Regions from separate parts of the Homo sapiens genome. Here region 1 is linked to region 2. A link is a loop called in an ENCODE intact Hi-C map of the cell type or tissue named here. Cell type or tissue: B cell. All regions are shown on one strand.

Region 1 (8,000 bases), 400 kb before region 2:
TGCATACATATTTATAATTGTTATATTCTCTTGCTGGGTTGACCTGTTTATCATTATATAGTGGTCTTCTTTGTCTCTTATTAGTCTTTGACTTGCAGTCTATTTTATCTGACATACATATAGCTACTCATATTCTTTTTTGGTTTCCAGATGCATGAAATATCTTTTTCCACTCCTTCACTTTTAGTCTATGTGAGTCTTTATAGGTGATGTGGGTTTCTTGTAGGCAGCATATAGTTGGTTCTATTTCTTTATTCATTTAGCTACAGTCTGCCTTTTAATTGGAGAATTGAGCCCATTTACATTTAATGTTATTATTGATAAGTAAGGACTTTCTATGGCCTTTTTTCAGGTTTCTTTTCTGGTTGTTTTGAGACTCCTCTCTTCCTGTTTTCTTTCTTTATTGCTTTCCTTTGTGAGTAAGTGATTTTCTCTGGTTGTATGTTTTAATTTGTTGCTTTCTATTTTTAGTAAATTTATTATAGGTATTTGCATGTGGTTACATGAGGCTCACAAAGAATGTCTTATAGATAGATATAACAAGTTATTTTGGGCTGGACATAGTCACTCACACCTGTAATCCCAGCACTTTGGGAGGCCAAAACAAGAGGACTGCTTGAAGCCAGGAGTTTAAGACCAGCCTGGCCAGCAAAGTGACCCCTGTGAGACATTGTCTCTGTAATTTTTTTTAATTAGCCAGGCATGGTGGCATGTGCATGTAGTCCCAGCTATTTGGGAGTGTGAGGCAGGAGAATTGCTTGAGCCCAAGAGGTTAAGACTGTGGTGAGCTATGATTATGCCATTGCAATCCAGCCTGGGTGACAGAGCAAGACTCCCTTTTTTAAAAAAGTATTTTGAAGAGATGACAACTTATTTTAGATTACCAGGAAAAAAAAAACAAATAAAAAGTGAAAGAAAACCTTTACACTTTAACTCCATTGCCACCACATTTTGACTTTGTGTTGTCTCAGTTTACATGTTTTTTTTTGTTTTCCATCTCTTAACTGGTTAACAATGTTAGCTATATCAATAACTATTACTGTTTTTGATAGATTTGTCTTTTGGCTTCATATTAGACTTATGAGTGTATTACACACCACAGTTACAGTAGGAGAGTATTCTGGGTTTGTTTACATACTTATTTTTAGCTGTGAGTTCTTTTTTTTTTTTTTTCTTTTTTTGAGATAGAGACTTGCTCTGTCACCCAGGCTGGAGTGTAGTGGTGCAATCCCAGCTCACTGCAACCTCCACCTCCTCGGTTCAAGTGATTCTGCTGCCTCAGCCTCCCAAGTAGCTGGGATTACAGTCACCTGCCACCATGCTCAGCTAATTTTTGTGTTTTAGTAGAGACAGGGTTTTGCCATGTTGACCAGACTGGTCTCAAACTCCTCTTCTCAAGCAATTCACCCCCTTTAGCCTTCCAAAGTGCTGGGAATACAGGCATGAGCCACCATGCCTGGCCAGCAATGGGTTCTATACCTTCAAATATTTTCTTTTTGTATGTTAGTGTTTTTTCTTTTTCTATTTCTGATTGAAGACCTCCAGTTGGGATTTCTTGCAAGACAGGTCTGGTGGTGGTGAATTATCTCAGCTTTTGTTTGTCCAGGGAAAACTTCATGTCTTCATATTTGAAAGATAGCTATTTTGGATACAGTATTCTTGGATTATAGGTTTTTTTCTTTCAAGACTTTGAAAATATACTACTCTCTTTAGTCCTTCTTTTCTTTGAGAAATCTGTTGCCAGATGAATTGGAGTTCTTTTGTATGACATTTGGATCTTTTCTCTTGCTGCTTTTAGGATCCCCTCTCTCTTTGATCTTTGAGAGTTTTACTATTATATGTCTTGGTGTAGTCTTACTTGGATTGAATCTGTTTGTTTCTCTGATCTTCTTATACCTGGATATTTATATCTTTTTTTTAAGTTTTAGAACATCATCTTTTTGTTATTATTTCTTTGAATATGCTTTCTACCTCTTATTGAATTCCCTTTTAAACTCCAATAATTCTTAGATTTGGTCTTTTAAAATTATTTTGATCTTGTTAAATTTCTCTGATAAATTTCTAAATTATTTTTTGTGTTATCTTGGAGATCTCTGAGTTTCCTTGAAACTGCTATTTTGAATTGTTCATCAGAGTTCACATATCCTCATCTCATTAGGGTTAGTCACTTGTGTTTTGCTTTGTCTGTTTGGGGAGGTCATAGTTCTGTTAGATGTTGTTTCTTGTGGATGTATATCTATGTCTTTGCATTAAAAGATTATTTATTTATTTCAGTCTTCTCTGTTTGGCTTGTTTTGTCTTTTACTATATATGTATGTTTAGAGATTCTTTGTAATTTACCTGTTGATTGTCTTTTCTTTTCTTCTTTCTTTCATTCTTTTGTTTTCTTTCTCTCTCTTTCTTTCTTTTCTGCTAGGTTGTTGTCTCCTTTTCAGCTCTAGATGACAGCTTAAGCCTAGGTCTGCCTCTAAACAATCAGAGTGCCTCCTGTCTGGAATGCGGTGGCCTCAAAGGGGATAATGGGGGAAGGCCAGATAGGCGTTTGTGCCCAGAAGACCTGTGGAACAAACCTCCTATAGCATGGTGCTGCTGAGCAGCCACTCTGATTTGGCATCTCCTTTGGCTGACTTACAGAACAGAGTTTCCAGGGCCGGAGATGATAGTCTCACCTCCCCCATTTGTCTCTGGCTGTCCTCTGAGATATGTTTTCCTTTAGGCATTTCCAATGATTCTCTTGGGTTGAGGCAGAGACCTGTTTCCTATCAGGAAACCCAAGATGATGGGGAAGCTGTTTGTCAACCTTGATCTCACTTTTACAGTGCAGAAACTGTGATTTGAGGAGAAACTTTTCACATACTTGGTGTTGAGCAGATTTCAGGGAGCAACATTGCTGATATGGATATCTGATTCTCTTACTGTCTGCTCAGAGCTTTTTCTGAGCATCTCTCTGTGGCTCTGGGAACTATCTTCTCCTCATATTTGAGTTCTGGGACATTACTGGTGATAATCTTGGTGCTGTATTTTTTTTTCTGGTTTTCTAGGACAATGGGAGGTAAAACTAACTTGCTTCTATGCCACCATTTTGGAACCAGAAGTTACAAACTCTACACTTTTCACTAGCCTGTATTCTTGTATTTTATCAGCTTCATGCTTTTATTCATGCTTTAGGCTGTGCTAATCCTCCTACATCTCAGCATCTTTTTCTTACCTGTGTTGTAACTGGTCTCCAAAGGCAGTTCCAAATTAACCACCCACCCCAGGATTCATCCCACTTGGAAGTCCTGTTCTACAGTGAATCTGTGCTGGCCCTGTGACTCACTTTAATTAAATATTGCAGACATGAAGCTGTCCCTACACCTAGAAGGCCTGGGTGCTTTCATATCTAGGAACCCAAGCCAACCAGCTATTCTAGCTCTGTCAGCATCCTGGCTCAGCCTTTATGCTATTTTCATGTAAGTGCTAGATATGTAGCTGAACCATGTTGGACAGTCAGGCCTAACTGAGCTCCTGGCCAGCATACCAGGGAACACAAGTGGTGTCCTGCTGAGCCCATTGAAACCACAGAATAGTGAGGGAAAAAGGACTGTTGTTTTAGACCACCCGGTTTTGTGGTGGTTTGTTATGTAGCAATAGAAAACCAAACACCACTTTCAAGGCCTTTCTCAAAAGCCACTCCTTTAGTAGGCGTGTCACTATCCCACTACTGTCCCATTCCACAGCTGGAAGTGGGAATCACATAGTTCCATAGTGTAGTCAAACAGAAGATATTTAGCTTCCTGAGTGGAGCCTTCCAACTTGTCTTTGCCTCCCTAAAGTGTATTTCATAAATTCAGCATGTTTTATAATCAGTGGGCCTTTTTAGGTGAGACCAGCAATTTAGGAAAAACTGTTAAGGGGTAGAAAAATTTGTGGTATACAATTACCCCCAGCAGATCAAATGTGCTTCCTACAGAGATAAAACTACTATCCAGAGAGGGGATCATAGCTTTTGATTTTGAAAGTTAGCCAGTTTACAGCTTATCTACTAGAGACAGGGATAACTACCATATTAAGGAAATATAGAGGTATAACCCCAAGAGCATGTATAAAGAAAAACGTGGAGGGAGATGATATGGTTTGGCTCTGTGTCCCCACCCAAATCTCATCTCAAATTGTAATCCTCAGGTGTTGAGGGAGGCACCTAGTGGGAAGTGATTGGACTATGGGGGCGGTTTCCCCCATGCTGTTCTCATGATAGTGAGTGAATTCTTACATCTGGTGGTTCTAAAAAGTGTTTAGCAGTTTCCCCCACACTCTTCTGTCTCTCTCCCGACACCATGTAAGATGTGCCTTGCTTCCCCTTTACCTTTCGCCATGAGTGTAAGTTTCCTGAGGCCTCCTCAGCCATGCAGAAGTGTGAGTCAATTAAATCTCTTTTCTTCATCAATTACCTGGTCTCATGTAGTATCTTTATAGCAGTGTGAGAATGGACTGATACAGAGGACATGACATTCGAACTTCTTGGTTTATAGTGCAGGCTTTTCACTAAATTGTTACCCATGACCATACTTTCTGCCTGTTTTAAAAGCCAATAAAATACAAGTCTTCTTTAGTGATGAGCAGTTGATTTTATTCTGGAAGCCTGGAACTCCTCGCTGTGTCAGCATCACCGACCAGCAGAGGGCGGTGCAGATGCAGAGGCACACATCTCCCTGCAAGTGAGAAACGCTGTGAGGAGTGTAATTTGCTGGCAGCGCCCAGGGGCTGCCCACGTGGGATGGCACTTGGGCCAAGTCTGTACTCTCCCCATGCTTCCTCTAGGGGACTGAAGGGGTCTTTCTTAGAAAGATCTTGCAGCTAAAACTTGAAGAATGAACAGAACTTACACAGACTAAGAGAGATAGCAAAATGTTCTAGCAAAGGAATTATTCATAAGCCAGACTACAAGCAGAATGTCACTCCTCTCCCTTGGTTACCAAGGAACTGTGCTCCTAGCGGATCCACCTCCTTTCCACGAATGGTCCTAAATGTGACCTCACCTTGAATCTGAAAATGCTGCTTCTGGTTGATGGGCCCTGTAAATCCTCTGGGTTCTTACCCAGGTAAGTGTTGGTGTCGTGATCAAAGTCATCTGTCGTCTTCTGGAGGGGTTGGGGAAAAAAAAGTGTTGGACTTTGAACACTGGAGAACCTACGTGGACAGAAAACCTGTTCCTCTATTTTGGCATAAATATCACTGGGGAATGAACTCAGGTCCCAAAAGAGAGCAGTCACTTCCACACATTCTTGTGGCCAGATGACAGTTGTGTTAAAATTAAGCAACCTGTCCACCAGCACCTGGAGCTAGAATGCTTCCTCTGGTTTATGTGGAAGAGAAACCTATAGCAGCTCGAATAGGGAAAGTCAGAACACTGGGAGAGGGCACCAGATCATTGTATGGGTGCGGATAAATCTTGACATAAATTCATAGGCTCTCAGGGATGGCAGGGTTGGGGTCTGTATACAGCATGTTCACTAAGTGGTATCTGCTTGAACAGCTATAGTTACAGAGAACTCACCACCTTCAAAGGCAACCCAGTCTGCCCTTGATCTTCTCTGACTAATAGAAAGGTTTGCTTTCTGCTTAGTAGAAATGGATCTCCCTGGTGATCTCATGTTTCATTCTCAGTTTTGGCCATAGTGAACAATTCTACCTTTTATTTTCACCTGACAGAGCTTCAAGTTGTTGAGTAATATTCAACCAATTATTGCTATACAATAATTGTTATTATACTTCAAACAGCCCATTCTATGTCAAATACTGTGCTAGACATTTAAGATATTATACAGTTTAATCTTTAAAACCACCTGTTGATGCAGGTCCTATTCTCATTTTAGAGTTGATGAAACTGAGGCTGAGAGGCAATAAGTAACTTGCTAGTAAGTCATAGAGTTGGGGTCCCATCCAGACTGGTGCCACTTCAGCCCTCATGTTCTCTACTCTCATGCTTCACATTTACAATCTAAGATGATTAAAGAGCTGAGAAAGGGGTGTGGAGGGAAAAGATTGGTGAAAGGAAAACATACATCCTAAGATGTTTCGTATGTTGGAGAGAATGTGATGTTTTAAAAGAAATGATTGTATTGTTTATAGCTGAACTTGACTTTCTTTAGGTCTAGGATGAAGAAGCTACTGGATTTGGAAGTGGGTGGTACAGGAAGTGGTTCATTGCCATGTGGGACCTGCGCTCCTGGCCATTCTGCAGGTAGCACAATGGTTACAAGTGCAGCCCTGGAGTCAGACTGTGGGGTTTGAATCCTGGCTTTGCTACTCACTTATTAACCATAAGTCCTTGGGCAGCTTGTTTAATTTTATTTTGCTTCAATTCCCTAATCTTTAAAATGGGAACGTGATAGTACTTCCTGTTGTAAGCATTAAATGAGATAAAACATTTAAAATGATATCTGGCACATGGTAAGTGTACCATAAATGCCAGCAATTATTATTGTTTCTGCCCCAAGTTAGTGGCAAAGCAAGGTAGGTTTGGAAACTCTAATTCAGTGCTATTTATTTATTTATTTATTTAGAGACTGAGTCTCACTCTATTGCCCTGGCTGGATTGCAGTGGCACAATCTTGGCTCACTGCAACCTCCACTTCCTGGGTTCAAGTGATTCTCTTGCTTCAGCCTCCCTAGTAGCTAGGATTACCTCCCGCCACCATGTCTGGCTAATTTTTGTATTTTTAGTAGAGACAGGGTTTCACCATGTTGGACAGGCTGGTCTCGAACTCCTGACCTCAAGTGATCCCCCTGCCTTGGCCTCCCAAAGTGCTGGGATTACAGGTGTGAGCCACAGCACCTGGCCTTTTTTCTTCTCTATCTTTGGTAGGCAAATAGATACATTGCACAAAGTATTGTTTGTTTCAGCTGCCATATTCTGATATTTTGAAAAGCATTTAATTGTGGTTAAAAAACACAGAGAAGTTAGCATCTTAACCAGTTTTAAGGGTACCTTGCTATAGTGTTAAGCATGTTCACATTGTTGTGCAATCTCCAGAGCACTTTCCATTTTGCAAAACTGAAATTCCATACCTGTTAAGCAACAACACCGCATTCCCTCCCTCCAGCCCCCGGCAACAAATATTCTACTTTCTGTCCCTATGGATTTGACTACTCTAGGTAGCTCATATAAGTGGAATCACACAGTACTTGTCTTTTTGTGATTGACTTATTTCAGTTAGCATAGTGGCCTCAAGGTTCATCCATGCTGAAGCATAGGTCAGAATTTGCTTCCATTTCAAGGCTAAATCATTTTTGTATGTAGATACTACATTTTGTTTAGCCATTCATCCATCTATGGACACTTGGATTGCTTCCAGTTTTGGCTACTGAGAATAATGCTGCCATGAATATGAGTGTATAAGTATCTTCTTGATACTCTGCTTTTTATTCTTGGGGGTTTATACCCAGAAGTGGAGTTGCTGGGCCATGTGGTAGTTCTATTTTTAATTTCTTGAGGAGCCTCTGTACTGTTTTCCTTAGTGGCTGCATCATTTCACATTCCCATTAACAGTGCACAAGGGTTTCCATTTCTCTACATTCTCACCAATACTTCTTTTCTGTTGTTTTGTTTTTCAATAGTAACCATCTTATTGGGTGTGAGATGGTATCTCATTGTAGTTTTGATCTGCATTTCCCTGATGATTAGTGATGTTAAGCATCTTTTCGTGTGCTTATTGGTCGTTTGAGAACAAAGAAGATATACAAATAACCAATAAGTACATAAAAAAATGGGTTCTTTGTCTATTTTTAAAGTCAGGTTGTTTTGTTTTTTGGTAGTAAGCGTTTAAATATTCTGAATATTAACCCATTATTAGATACGTGATTTGAAAATATTTTCTCCCATTTTGTGGGTTGTCTTTTCACTATCGATTGTGTCTGTTGATGCATAGAACTTAAAATTTTTGATATAGTCCAATTTGTTTTGTTTTGTTGTTGATGTTGCCTGTGCTTCAACTATCATTTCCAAGAAATCATCACCA
Region 2 (8,000 bases):
TGCATACTAAAGATTCATGTGGGATGGCCAGGCTCTTCATGCATCACATAAATGGCACACCTGCTCCAACCAACCCTCTGAGCCCTATGTAAATCAGACACTGCCTCCTCAAGCTCCTCTATAAAACCAACCACAACTCGCCCCAAACCCGGAAACCTGCTCAGGCACCTTTCCAATGCATGAGGAAACTCTCTCTTCATTCTTTTGCCTATTAAACTTTTGCTCTTGAACCCACTCCTTTGGTGTCCACATCTCAATTTCCATACTGTGAGACAGCAAACCTCTGGCATTTCCCCAGACAAACGATGCCGCTTCACTGCCATCTCAAGCCCAAGTGCCAAAAATGACCACTTTAGTCTGAAGAATGCCACAGCTGCCACCATGCTGCTTAGGATAAGCAAGGACATGAAGATGGAGTGGGGACGGGTTTATTAGAGAGGCCGCAATAAAAGCATATCCCAGGCAACTTTCCACTTCTTAACTTCTGTCATTTTCAAACTTAAAGGTGTTTTTTATTGTTGTTGGTTTGCTTTTCTTTTTAACAGTTTCTATTTCTGGCCAAAAGACTGCTTTTTGTTTTCCTGCTATGACATATTTATTCTTTGTTCAAAAGTCTTTTCCATGATTTCATATAGGAACTAAGAAGACAGCCATGTGTTTGCTCAACACATTGATCCCCTCTCCACCTAGAACTCTCTTTACTGTTTCTCCCAGGAAGATTCCACCCCTCCTGTTCTGCCAGTTTCCTCATATTTGCCTCATACAATTGCCCTTGTAGGCAGATGAACCCGGGCTAGTTCTACTTTACTATGGACACCAAAGCTTCTGAAATAACATCTGAGTCTTGGGATTTGCATATGAATCTTCCCTTGACACAGCAAACAGTCTTTCCTTTTACCTTCACTAAAGTCATCTACTTGGGAGAATGGAGAGCACTAAAATTCTACAGATTTCAAAAACAAACCTGCTGTGCCTTTCCAGAGTCCTTGGAATGCAAAAGAGAAAATAGGTTAGAAGGGATATTTTCTCCTTCCTTTCTTACCTTGAAGGAGCTCCTATTTTTAAAGGGAATCATTGGGGACAATCCAAAAGAAACTCTTGCAAATCAAGCTTTGCCATGCCATCACGAGAAGGGTAACATGTGTGCCCAGTGGTGAAATTTTTAAATTTTGGTAATGATCTCCAGGGTCACCCCTATGGATAACAAAAATATTTTAAAAACCTATAATGGTGCCAGCCTTTCAGAACCCTGTCTCTTTGCAAGGACCTACCAAGGTCTAGAGATCATAGCACCTCACTAGCAGCCTACAGGCATTCTCCAAAGGTTCCCACCTGCCCCACCCAACATACACACACACATACACACACACACACCCTCCTGCTATCCTTTGGCCCTAGATTTCACCTAACTTTATTCTAAATCTTAATCACCCTGTGCCCCCAAACTCATGTGTTATAGGGCCTTGGTAATCCCTTTCTAAGCATATTCCCTGACTTCTTAAATTCTATTTATGAGACATATATCTAAAGTAAAACTATATTTCAGGCCAGATCAGCACGCTTCTTATTACAATTATAAACACTGAACTTCTTAGTTGCTGGGAAAATATATTGAAAAGGCATTATTATGCTTGTATAGCCATAGATTATCTAGGGAAAAGTATTGAGTGTCTCGAGAATGAGTGAAAATTGTTTCCCCAATATACACCTTTTTTTCTTTTGAAAAGTATATCCTGCGTATATTCAAAAGATAATGTTTTTCAAAAGGGGAAATTGCCTCCACTGTGGACTCTTATTAATTCACTTATCCATCAAGTTCTCTTATTAACTCACTTATACATCATATTCCCTTATTAACTTTTTATTCAATCACTGGTATTTGTTTCTAGTGCTCATAATTGAACACAAATTTGTTTACTATTATATAAAATAAAGTAACAGCTATTCACCGTTTCCTCCTTTACCTCAATAAGTTGACATCTTCCAATAGATTTATTTCCCTGTTTTGCTCCCTCCTCAGATCCAGATGAGTGTGCTAAGTGATACAAAATGCTTTTATTCCTCTACCGTTCAACCCCCTGAGCCCGATGTTTTAGTTCCACGTGTTTTAGTTCCAGGTGTCACAGAATTTCCCTTGCAGTGTGTCTCATCAATTTAAAGAATCCTTCTTTAAAACTTTTCTTACACATTCCCAGAGAGCCTATCATTGTCCATTTAGAGTTAACTCTCTACATAAAATTTGTCAATTTTTTTTTACTCACCACTGTTTCCTCTCCTTATTTTCTGCTCCTATCTGAAATCTCTTTTCCTATTTGATTAAATTGCTTCTTCAGTATTTCCTGCATGTACATATGCTACCGATATAATATCTGAAGACTCTCAAATCCACAAATATCTTTCTTTGACCCTCACAAGAATATAATTTCTGCAGCCTTATACATTGACAAATGTTTGTCTTTTACCCTCAAGTGACTGATTCCCTATGACATCACATTTTAGGATGACCAAATATAATTTTCCACTTTATACATAAGGAAACTGAGGTACAAAGAAACAAGGTAGCCTTGAACTTTCATTCAAGGTCACAAAGCTAGCAAAAAGTGGATGACTAGCGATGAGGTCTTCAGGTTGAGATTAACAAACAACATCACAGGATATAATAGGATTTAACCCAACTTCAACTTCATAAAATGAATGGACATTCCCTGATCTTCCCTCCACTCCCACCCCCACCTCAGGGGATTTCAGGATGCACTGGGCAAAACTGTCTCCCTCCATCCCCAACCGTTTCTCAGGCAGTGACAGGTGTCAAGAACTCCTCGCCGCCCTTCTTGAAGCTTACATTCTGGAGCAGGGAGGCAGAAGCTAAACCAAAAATTAAAACAACTGTGAACATATTCCCTATAAACTCAGATGTAGTATATGAAAACAACACATGATTTGACGACAGAAGATGATGGAGGGAGAAAGAACAACAAATAAATAGGAAAAGAGGCCTCAGATAGGAGCAGGTAAAAAGGAGAGAAAACAGGAAGGGGTCAGGACTGGTTTCCCTCAAAGCCTGTCATTTGACAGAGAGCTGCAGAAAGAAGGAATAGAGCCAAGCACATAACAGGAGGGTAGAGTTGCAGTCTGAAGCACCCAAAATGGTCCACTAGGATGGACAAAGGACATACTTGAACCACCACTTAGATTCATCTTCATCTAAAAAATAAGAAATTAAGTGTGTGTAATATTTAATTATTTAGTACATTAATTACAGTAGAATATATAGAGTTGATGCTCAATTTGTTAAAAAATAGATATCTAAAATTAAACCTCAGAGATTACTCTTGCCTATGACAACGAGCTTCTGAAAGGCAAGGATAGGTCTCACCCATCTCTGTATCTTCAGAATCCATCATATTATGTGGAACATAATAGGTATCAATAGTATGTTGGGGAAAAAAATCGAAACCATGCTGAGCACCGGAATTCTGTGTAAATCTTTTTAAAAAGTCTCTTCTACTTTACATCAGAGTCCCTTTTGTATTTTTAGTATCATCCAGCCCCACGCCTTGCAGATAAGCCCCTAAGAAATGAATGGGTGAATGAATGTGTGGACAGCGGGATGGATCATTGAGTGAGGAGCAGTGATTCGCAGGACCTGCATGCATTGAAATCCTGCCAAAGCAGCCTCTGCAAAATAAAAGACCTTGGGCTTTGGTTTCTGACACAAGTTAAAATTATCCAAGGACTCTCCTTGGGCCACTTAGTTGAGGTTTCCTAATCTGTGAAACAGAAAATGAATTCAATAGAAAGATGATTGAGACAAATTTCTGGAAGGTGCCAAAGCAGGATGCCTGGCATTGAGGGACGCTTCACACCTGTTATCTCTCTCCCTATTCTCTCTTCACCCCTACTCCCGCCCGGCAACTCCCCGCTGTCAGCTCCAGGAATACTTACCTGCTGAGAAAAGGAAAAGCACAACACTGACTTTACCCCGCGACGCTTTTAAAAACTCCAAAACACCCAGCGCGATGGGGAGTAGGTTTCCCTAAAGACAGGTGGAGCAGCCATAGTTAACTTAGAGGAAGGTGAATTGACAAAGAGGGTTGAGCCACTACGAGCGGGAGTTACCTTGGACTAACAGTTGTATCTTCAGCGAGCACAAGTCCTGGAATCTCCCACGCCCATCCCTTTTTTTAGCGCCACAAATGCAGCCTCCTAAGAGAATGGGAAGCTTGGGAGTCAGAGAACAGAAGATTGAGCTACCATTGGCCTTAATGGATGTCAATCTTCACTTGTCTCTTTTTTTTCCTTCCTCGCCTCCTTGCCCCTCCCTATCCCGGTAGGCGCGTTCTCTGGCGCCATCATATGGCAGAATGCGGGACTACACCAAATGCGGAAAGGCACCTTCCCCTTCCCTGAGTATCTGCAAACTCAGGGCTGGGCTTGGTTTTTAAGAGCTCAGCTCCTGTGCCAGGGGCGGTGCTAAAAGGGGCTGCCTGCGCAGATGTCATTCCCACAAGATGCAAGTAAAGAAGCACCGCGGACACCGGGGGAGGGTCACAGAGTGACAGGAGGACTGGTTGACCAGCTGACTGGCCTCACTTCTGACAAATGCAAATTACCCAGCCACAGTCCAACCAAGGGTATCAAAACAGGATCTCTGCAGATGGAGCTCAGTGTTATGTGTTTTGGATGCTCGCAATAAGATTTTCATGCACCATAAACTTTCCTGAGTATCTCAACCAGTTTTGTTGATGCCGGGGTTTGTTCAAAGCTGCAGATTACTGGGCCTCACCCCAGACCTACTCTACTTAAATATAGTGGGGTTCCCATAATCCCCATTTTAAAAAACCTATCCAAGTTAAAGTACAGAGAATCACAAACTGGAAGAACTCCTTAATTTACAAATAAGAAATGGAGACCCCCCCACCAAGAGAGAAAGGAATTTGCCCAAGGTCTCCCTGAAAGAGCCTAAGAAAGCGTGAGGCTCTAAGGTTAAAATCCTACCTGACACCCTTTCCTTTCCCCAACTAGTCCTGTGACCTCTAGCAAACTATCCTGTCCTAATCTGTGAAATGGGAGCAACAGTCACACCTACCCCAACTGGTGACTGCAAATATTAAATGGGGCCACAATGAGTCAACTACCAAGCACCACCCCATTGTAAGTTGAGGTTGAAATGATTCTAGATCGCCCTACCCCCATTCATCTCCCAGTACCATTGTATGACCGTGGAGGTGAAACCATCCAGCCGCCTGTTGGTCCCAAACCATGTTCACCTCCACCCGTGGCTCAGTGACTATTTCTTTTCTTGAAGAGAGAGAGAGGCTCCTTGGAGCCTCTGGAATCTGGAGGGGGATGTTACCTTCCCCCTGTGTGCATTGTCTTCCCAAGATAGGATGGACTACGGGGTCTCCATGTGAAGAGTTAGCTGCCAGGGCATCAAGGATGGCTCCTAAGTGGTTGCTGGAGGCTTAGAGACCCCACTCCAGCTCTCTCTCAAATGGGGGCAGCTTGTTTGCAGCAGTGAGTGAGGTGGGCCCACTACGAACCCACAGGAGGAGAGGAAAAGACCGTCCCATCTAAGCTTTTACATAACCCATTGCAAGCTCCAGAATGTGGTGCCCAGGCCCATATCTATAACCCACCCCCAGAGGCCAGTTCTCCTCAGCCTTTCCTGCCACTTCTGCCATTGTACATCCAGACACTTCCCCTGTTCTCTTCTATCAAACTCCTACTCATCTCTCAGCCATCTAGTCCAAATATTAATCTTTCTCTGTGATATACTCTCAGGGTAGAGGCAGTGGTGCCTTCCTCTGTATTCCCAGAACATGTTGTCTGCAACTCTAAATACAGACATCATCCTACTATTAGGGTTCAAGAGCATCTTTTATGGGTTCATGAAGGAATCACTCTTCGTAAACACTGGCCTTATTCCCTAACTTCACCAGACCTGACCTTAGTGCATGATCCATTCCCACCTCTCCCAACCACATGAGAGGCCTTTTCCTCTTTATGGGTTTGCAAACCACAATATGACCTAACCACCAGTTACTGGCCAAAAGCATTCTTGTCACGTTTATTATAAAATCCAGCCAACAAGATGCTTTGTGCCAAGGGAATGTTCCTTTTCAGGGCAAACACTCTGTCCCCAGGGATGTTAGACAACTTCCATAGCCCCGTATAAGCATTAGCTAGAAATGAGTTTTTCCTAGTGGCCCAACAGATTCCCTGAGCATCCCTACTCTTTCACGGATTCCCATTGCAGTGGGATTGCATCAAACCTCTCAGGGCAAAGCTGCAAAGGGAAAAGCAAAGCTAGAGCTCTACTCTGGACCTATCGCTCTAGACAGTTAGTTTCTCTGTGAGGGTCAGTTTTATACGTAAGGAAGAAATGGAAGATTGCTCCCCAAAACGGCATCAGGTTACTTATCCCAATTGTGTGGTTCAGTTGCTACGCCAGTGATGAGCAAATAAACAGGAAGTAGAAGCACAACTATTCCTAAGCTCAAGAAGCAGGGAAGCTCAGGAATTGGTGTGCAGCAGTGCTGCTTGGAGCGCCATTACGAAGGAACAAGCACGGTCCACTGGGAGGTAAAATTCAGGGAATCGAAGACACAGGGGGTATGGGAAACAAGGCAGGCTTTTTTATTTATCATTTGCCATGATATCTCTCTGTGAACTTTCTTCTCCCTTTTAATTTTCCCTGTACTTTAATTATAATTCTTAGGCCTGACGTGGTGGCTTACATCTCTAATCGCAGTACTTTGAGACGCTGAGGCAGGCAAAGCAACTGAGGCCAGGAGTTCGACCCAGCTTGGCCAACATGGTGAAACCCCATCTCTATTAGAAAAACAAAACTCAGTTGGGCATGGTGGCAAGCACCTGTCATCCCAGCTGCTCAGGAGGCTGAGGTATGAGAATGGTTTGAACACAGGAGGTGGAGGTTGCAGTGAATCGACATCATGCCACTGCACTAAAGCCTGAGCAATAGAGCAAGACTCTGTGTCCAAAAAAAAAAAAAAAAATACAAAACTTCTCAGCTAATGGCCAACATTGAAATACAAAACTTCTCAGCTAATGGCCAACATTGTTACCATCATAAGTCCCAGCTTCCCTGTCTTCCTGTCATCATGTGTTGAATGTCCACTTCCCTCCTTATTTTTCAGTTGGAGTGGATTAGCATCACCAATTCAACATGTCACAAGTAGAATTACACAAACACACATAAGCACCGCAATCCTGGCACACACAGCATCTCTGTCCTCAGACTTCCCCATCCTTCTAGTTGCTCAAGTCAAAAGCCCAGGAATCATCATTGAGCCCTCTGTTTCTCTTATTTATGGACCATCCATAAGCAAATTCCATGGGCTGGCCCTTCAAAATAAATGTGGAATCCAGCCATTTCTAACACTTCCACCATTACCATCTGAGGTCGGGCTCCAACATCTTTGCAATCCTGGGATAGACTCTTAGCTGCCTTCTCCCTTCCACATCTCTTCTTGTCCTCCCAGAGTTTGTACCGCGCACAAACGCTGCTAGGGTGGTTTTAAAAAATATGTCAGGGTATATTTCTCCCTTACTTCAAATCCTCCATTTAAAATAAATTTCACATTTATAGCCAAATCCAGACTTCTTCATATGGCCCACCAGGGGCTTTATGCTAATGGAATGTGCAGATGCTCCTCCCTGAGGAGCACCTTTTACCAGGGCAAATTTTCTATCTCCAATGATGTCAGGCAATTCCGACAACACCATTCTCTACTACCTCTTGGTTTTCATAGATATTTTTCCTCCAGATTCTACAAAAAAAGAAGATCAAGTCTCCTTGTGCAATGATTTACTCTCTGATGTATATTGGTGCCAGGCACGTGTACTGCTTTCAGATGATTCAAGAATAACAGCGATTTGAGAAAGCTGTCCTTAAGTTTTCTCTTCTCCTTGACTGTATGACATTATTTTTACAATTATACTTCCAAAGTTTGCTCTTTCCAAACACCACAAGACCT

What was found. Hi-C counts contacts between places; a loop is a spot of excess contacts. Peaks named below come from ENCODE experiments on the same cell type or tissue, not always from the same donor. Only the 100,000 strongest peaks of a DNase experiment are listed, where the experiment ranks them.
Region 1: it touches region 2 in a loop (13-fold over the local background); 18 of 110 quality-filtered maps call a loop at or near these places.

Annotation. Positions count from the first base shown.
Region 1 is chr11:58,649,522-58,657,521 of GRCh38, forward strand. No RefSeq gene overlaps it. Among named protein-coding and RNA genes, the nearest start is that of CNTF, 31 kb to the left of the region's middle. RefSeq lists enhancers at 2,178-2,679, 3,311-3,865. In B cell, CTCF peaks have their summits at 4,643 (motif pointing right) and 4,842; a DNase peak (open chromatin) is centred at 4,690.
Region 2 is chr11:59,054,253-59,062,252 of GRCh38, forward strand. GLYATL1-AS1 (GLYATL1 antisense RNA 1) reads right to left here and starts at 4,200. Exons shown (of 6, transcript NR_033853.2): 1 at 4,120-4,200. RefSeq lists enhancers at 4,035-4,104, 4,275-4,534. In B cell, a CTCF peak has its summit at 4,356; a DNase peak (open chromatin) is centred at 4,349; H3K4me3 peaks cover 1,382 bases; H3K27ac peaks cover 828 bases.